Linked DNA regions of Homo sapiens: region 1 is linked to region 2. A link is a contact called in ENCODE Hi-C data. All regions are on one chromosome and are shown on one strand. Each heading gives the region's core, a stretch centred on a gene start or an enhancer-like site at or near the end of the contact. The rest is flanking DNA. Distances are from core to core; before and after follow the strand shown. Region 1 holds the start of SEC61A1 (SEC61 translocon subunit alpha 1). Region 2 holds the start of ZNF148 (zinc finger protein 148).

Evidence for each region. Hi-C counts contacts between places; a loop is a spot of excess contacts on that map. Pooled maps may share reads with other maps.
Region 1: a loop to region 2 is called in a map of CD4-positive, alpha-beta T cell, with 5 times the contacts of the local background. The contact joins the promoter of SEC61A1 here to the promoter of ZNF148 in region 2. A Hi-C loop is called at or near these places in 2 of 168 maps with a recorded cell type or tissue (CD4-positive, alpha-beta T cell and CD4-positive, alpha-beta memory T cell) and 8 of 50 pooled maps.

The regions. Positions count from the first base shown.
Region 1 is chr3:128,050,880-128,053,696 of GRCh38, forward strand. SEC61A1 (SEC61 translocon subunit alpha 1) reads left to right here and starts at 1,558. Exons shown (of 12, transcript NM_013336.4): 1 at 1,558-1,680; 2 at 1,956-2,023. The coding sequence starts at 1,674. LOC102723759 (a long non-coding RNA gene) reads right to left here and starts at 1,296. Exons shown (of 4, transcript XR_007096073.1): 1 at 1,083-1,296. RefSeq lists a cis regulatory region at 1,123-1,739 and a silencer at 1,232-1,871.
Region 2 is chr3:125,374,034-125,376,733 of GRCh38, forward strand. ZNF148 (zinc finger protein 148) reads right to left here and starts at 1,292. Exons shown (of 9, transcript NM_021964.3): 1 at 1,069-1,292. LOC105374080 (a long non-coding RNA gene) reads left to right here and starts at 1,393. Exons shown (of 3, transcript XR_924427.3): 1 at 1,393-2,700. RefSeq lists a silencer at 1,027-1,076 and enhancers at 1,187-1,456, 1,567-1,616.

The sequences.
Region 1 (2,817 bases), core at 308-2,807, 2.7 Mb after region 2:
GCACAAACCAATGAGTTTATATTAAAATTTCTATTAACTAATTGTAATATTTATTGTAATTACTATACTATTTACCCTCGAAATATTTCAACATTTTAACCATCAATATGGTGCAGGGTGCATAATGGCTAAATATCGGATCTAGTCTATATGCTGAACTTAGTCCAGGGGCTGCCAGTTTTAGCTTCAGGCCAAAACTCCAGAAGAGATCATCAGTGGGTCCTGGAAGTGAAGATGGGTTGCATTTCAGACTCTGAATAAAGAGTCAATGTCTTCTTTTTCCCCTTTTTGGTGGGGGATGGATATCAAGTGATGTCACACCTAGACCACTTCACTGAAGTTACCTGCCTGTTCCCAGTAGTCCTTTGAATTTTCCACCAGTGGGTTTGTATTCCAAAAAAGACTTCCTGTCCTGTCCAACTTTCTGAGCCAAGAATGTACAAAACCTGATTATCTGCTAGAAATGGGTGAGAATGGAAAAATCCAAATAGTTGACACCTAAATTAAAAGCAAAAAAGCATCTTGCCACATATGTACCCTCAACTTCTACCTGTCCTGGTCAAGGTTTAGCTCCATGAAACCTTGCCTGATCCCACAAGGCGTGCCCACCTCCTCCCTGCTAAATGCTCACAGCATTAAGTCTGTTTCTCTTAGATGACATCATACCTACTGACTACAGATGCCTGAAAGTAAATTCCAACCCCCAGCCCCAGCATCCCTTGCCCTACCCGTTATCCCCCTTTCCCACACCGATCTTAGGCAATCACACCGCCATGCTTTGCCCACAACAGTCTCCTCAACCTGTTCCCTCATTCCTTCTCGCCAGAATCTATCAAGGCTCGGCACAAAGGTACTCTCCCAGGAGGCCTTCCTGAATTCTTCTGTGAGGCAGACTACTTCCCGAGCTGCCCCGGCCCTTCTCCGGCCAAGTCTCTCCAGAAACTCATCCCATTCGTTCTCAGATGGAAGGGGACCCACACCCACGACAAGCCTCCGGGTTTGCTTAATGACTCAGACAGCGAGGGTGCTCGGTAAGCCCCACCAGCCCGCGCCCTACTCAGCAGGTAATGACGGAGACCTACTAGGTGACGGGCGCCGCGGTAGACGCTGGGATAAGGTCCCTGCTCCAGGGAGCTTACGGTCTATTCACTAACGTCAAAGAGCAGTGAGTGCTGTTACGTGTATGGGAGCCACCAGGGTCTCCGCCTGCCTGCAGGGCCACGCGCGCACTCGACGCTTCGCGCCTGCCTCAGTTTCTCCGTGAGGCCGCACAGCCCCAGTCTCGGGAGGCGTGACACACCCTCCCCGCGCGCTCTCGCGTTACCAAGTCTGCGCAGCCGCACACCCCCAGTCCCGGCGGGCCCCGCGCGCCAGGCCCCTTCCCGACAGGCCCCAGGAGCCCCGCTGCATGCCGGGGCTTGAGGTCTCGGCGAAGCGGCGCGGCGCGGCGAAGCGCGGCGGCCGGCGGGCGCGCGTGGCAGGAAGCGGAAGCGATCCGAGGCCCGGCCCCGGCCCCGCCCCGCGCCGCGCCGCGCCGCTTGCCGCCGGGCTAGCACTGACGTGTCTCTCGGCGGAGCTGCTGTGCAGTGGAACGCGCTGGGCCGCGGGCAGCGTCGCCTCACGCGGAGCAGAGCTGAGCTGAAGCGGGACCCGGAGCCCGAGCAGCCGCCGCCATGGCAAGTGAGTCCTGTAGGGAAGCCCTATTGAGGCCGGGACGGAACAGATCCCCCTTCCCCACACCCGTGCGGTCGGGCGCCCGCCGGCCAACCCTGACCGGCCCCCTGCAGAACGCGGCCCGTGCCCCCGGCCCTTCTCGAGTATCCCCACGCGTCCGGGGTGCGGCCGGCTCCCCTGGCCCCTGCTCTCACTCGTCGTGGGCAGAAGGCGTCCCTGGGTAGCGCGGAAGGTTACTTCTCTGTGTCCCAACTCTTCCTGTTTTGTTTCTCCCATCAAAGTCAAATTTCTGGAAGTCATCAAGCCCTTCTGTGTCATCCTGCCGGAAATTCAGAAGCCAGAGAGGAAGGTAAGTACCCCAAATCGCCAACAAAGAAGGTTTCAGGAAACTGTCTGGACTCTGGAAGTTTACAGTATGATTAAAAATGGCTTCAGCACGGCAATGGAAACTCTCCCTTCTCTTCCCTTGGAGTGTAGTTGTGCTCTGTTATTCCGGAGAGCTGTCGAAAGGTGACCTGGTTGTGTGGAAATTTCCACTGAAATCACTGTGCTTTATTTGGAGCATCTTTGGTGGATGTTGCTCCGAGAACAAAGCCTCCGGTTGCCCTGTCCCAAAAATGGATCCGGGCCATGAATGAATAAGGCCTCAGTTAGGATAGCAGATTGAGTTACCCTCCCTTTTTCACCTCCAACGGGAGCAGATCACGGGTTGGTTTTTTTTCCCAGGAGATGCCCTTTGTATCCAGCTGCTAAAGGGAAGGGCTGTCACTTTAGTATTTACAAATGATTTTGTACCTTTTATGTAGGCTGTCACAATAGGGGGAATAAAGGCTATTCTTTTGTGAAGTCTGCTGCTTTTCACAGACGGTGTATTAAAACAAGGAAAGATTAAATTTAGAGCTGTGCTGAATCAGAAATTGTGTGGAGTGAGTGTTGCCAGTGTAACTACAGCTGTCAACGAAAAAAAGTTTCATTAGGTTCCTAGGTTAGAGAGTGGGGAATAAAATGTTTGTGTCCTCACATTATTTTTCAAACTGTTGTTAAAGCATTCACATGGACACTTGGGTGCTTGGAATCCACTTTCATTTTTTTACGTAAAATAGTTTCATATAAATGCCCATGTGCTGCTTTTAATGGACGAAT
Region 2 (2,700 bases), core at 42-2,541:
TAAGTGTTAATACTTCAAATTTTCTAAAATCGAAGCTCCATAGCCTAAGGAATCCCCACAGGCCAGACCCTTTCTCAAGGTCTGCTTCAGAGGTTCTCATACTCATTGGTGCACGTCTAAAATGTCACAGACCAAACTACAGACTAAAATCTAATTCTCAGTGACCCCAACCACGGCCCAGACCCACACTTACCAGATGTCATCTACTGAACAGCCCACACAGGTTCGGAACTAGGCCATCCCGGCCCATCTGGAATAACTCTTCAGTACTTAGGCCAATATTTATTAATTATACTACATCTGTCTATTCTATTATGCATTCCCTGCATCTTCTCTACTATTTAGCACTCCCTCTTGCTTCAAACGCGATCCTTTCTATTCACGGGAACTCCTATCTCCCTTCTTTCCTTCCCTGAGAAACGCTTCAGTTCTTTCCATAATGAAATACCTAACGTATCTGCACAATGAACACCCCCCAGAATCCTCAAGACTCCTCCACAGCCACCTCCCCGCATTCCTCCACCTCTCCGGCATCTTTCCTCCGGCCCCTCGCCCTGTTCGCACTCCCACTACGTTTCCTGCAAGCATTCCCTTTTCTCCAACCCCTGCCCTTCCCTTCTCCCAAAGAGCACACTCCGGCAGCAACAGTGACTGAGGCCTGCGGTGCATAAAGCACTGCACCAGGCACGGTGGACAGAGCCCTGGTGTCTCCCTAGCCTTTTCACACCCACACCCAGCACCCTCCGGCCTCCCCGTGCAAACATCCCACCTCCTCCCCTACCTCTGACACCCGCCTCCAGCCTCGGAGGCCGCCTTCTCGCCTCCGCCACCCCCGTCATTATCCCTCCTCAACCCCCCAACCCACCCTCCGCGCCCTGCTTCCTCACGTCCCCCAGCCAGCCCCAGCGTTTCCCTCGGCCTCGGCTGGCCCCCTGGCCACCCCCAGCCTCGCCACGGCTCGCTCCCCCCGGGGTCAGGCCGTTACCGCCGCGCGCTCCCCCCGCGCGCCGCCCCCTCCCCCTCCCCCGCCCTCCCCCGGGCCCGGGCCTGCCAGGCCGAGCGCTTTACCGCGGGCGGGCGCCGAGTCGCGCGGTCACCGACTGCAGGCGGCGGCAGCTCCAACCTTTCTAGGGGCCTTGAGAGGAGGGGAAGGGGGGAGGGGGGAGAACTTTTGCTGTGGCAGCTTCGGCAACAGCTCCCACCCCTGCGCCTTTCTCCTCTTCCTCCCCCTCCTCCTCCTCCTCCTCTTCCTCCTTCTCTTCCTCCTCCCAGAGCAGTAGAGACGCAGACATGCCGCAGCTAGAGCGCCGCCGCGGTCGCCGCCACTGCCGGCCCGGTGCATTGTGGGAAGCCCCGCACACGGGAAGCGCTCCGCGGCGCCCGCCCTCGTCTGGCGCAGAGACCTGGCTGGAAAGACACAGCGTGGCTTCGATTCCGGCGCCTGCGTGTCACCAGCCCAGGGTGGCCGTGGAAGCTGGACCCGAGCCGCAGGCCCCCCAGGCTGGGCCTGGGAGGAAAGCGGTTTGAAAAAGATCGGAACTGAGGAACTCTCTTAGAGCGGGGGACTCCCTGCTCCTACAGCCTTAACCAATGCCCAGCGCTTGGAAAGTGGAGGACTCGGGGATTCGGGAGCGTTTCAGGCCTGGGGAAATGGAAGGGTCGGGGACCTAGGTGAAAGGTTATTTGCCAGAAATGTCTTGGCTTTTTCATTTATTCTGTCTTACCTAGCCCTTCGCCGCCACCTCCAGTCGTTGGCCTCTTACCACCTTCAAATGCCACCTTTTCCGGAAGATGTAGCCCTGCGCCCTTGAAACTGGCAAACCCTATTAGTGTCTGCAAGCTGAGATGCAGGGTGTGGGCATAGACACAGATCAAGAGATCCGGCCCTGGACCCTCTTGGGCAGAACCTTGCCCTTCTCATTTCACCTGAAGCCCAAACTTTGTATGGCAAAGACTTGGTAATGATCTCTATAGAGCTAGGATTACACAGTTGTCTCATCCTTTGGGGGCCCTTTAGCCAAACTGTGACCTCCTTAATGGTGCCTTCGTCAGCTAACATTAGGCGCCCTGAGGTGCTTCTGCATACTGCCATCGTTTACAATTACTCATCTTTGTGTACACACCCTAGCACAAGGTCAGCCATATAACATAAAAGATGCTCAGTGAATGTTGAGTAATTGTGAGCATCTGGAACTTGCCGTGGGATAAAACGCGTTCATTGGGATTTCTTCATAATAATATGAAGATTCCATTTAGCGCCTCTCTGCAATACTTAAACGTAACCTTTGAGGGGAGAGGGAAAAGAAAAGGCATGAAAATATCTATAGAGCCATTTCTGGTGTTCTCCTTCCCTTTTCCACACCCGCCTTCCCACCCCTTGCCAACTAAATGTTCATTTGAATAGTGCTTTTTGGCAAAATTCCAAACTCCTGCATTATGCACTTGTGATGACACTGAATTAGATTAGTGTCTGCAAGGTTAATGTTCCCTCAGGCATTAACCTTAGTAAATCGTGATGCCTGTTTAGAAATAGCTAAGGCCCAGAGGTTCAGCTTAATTTAGACACAGGTAACTAAGAGCAAGAGTAAACCACAGCTCCACAATCAACTCTCTCTGTGTGCTTTCTCCATTAAAAAATATAAATTTTAATAAGATGACCGCACATATTCTGAATGTTAATTGCAACAAAACAATGACACA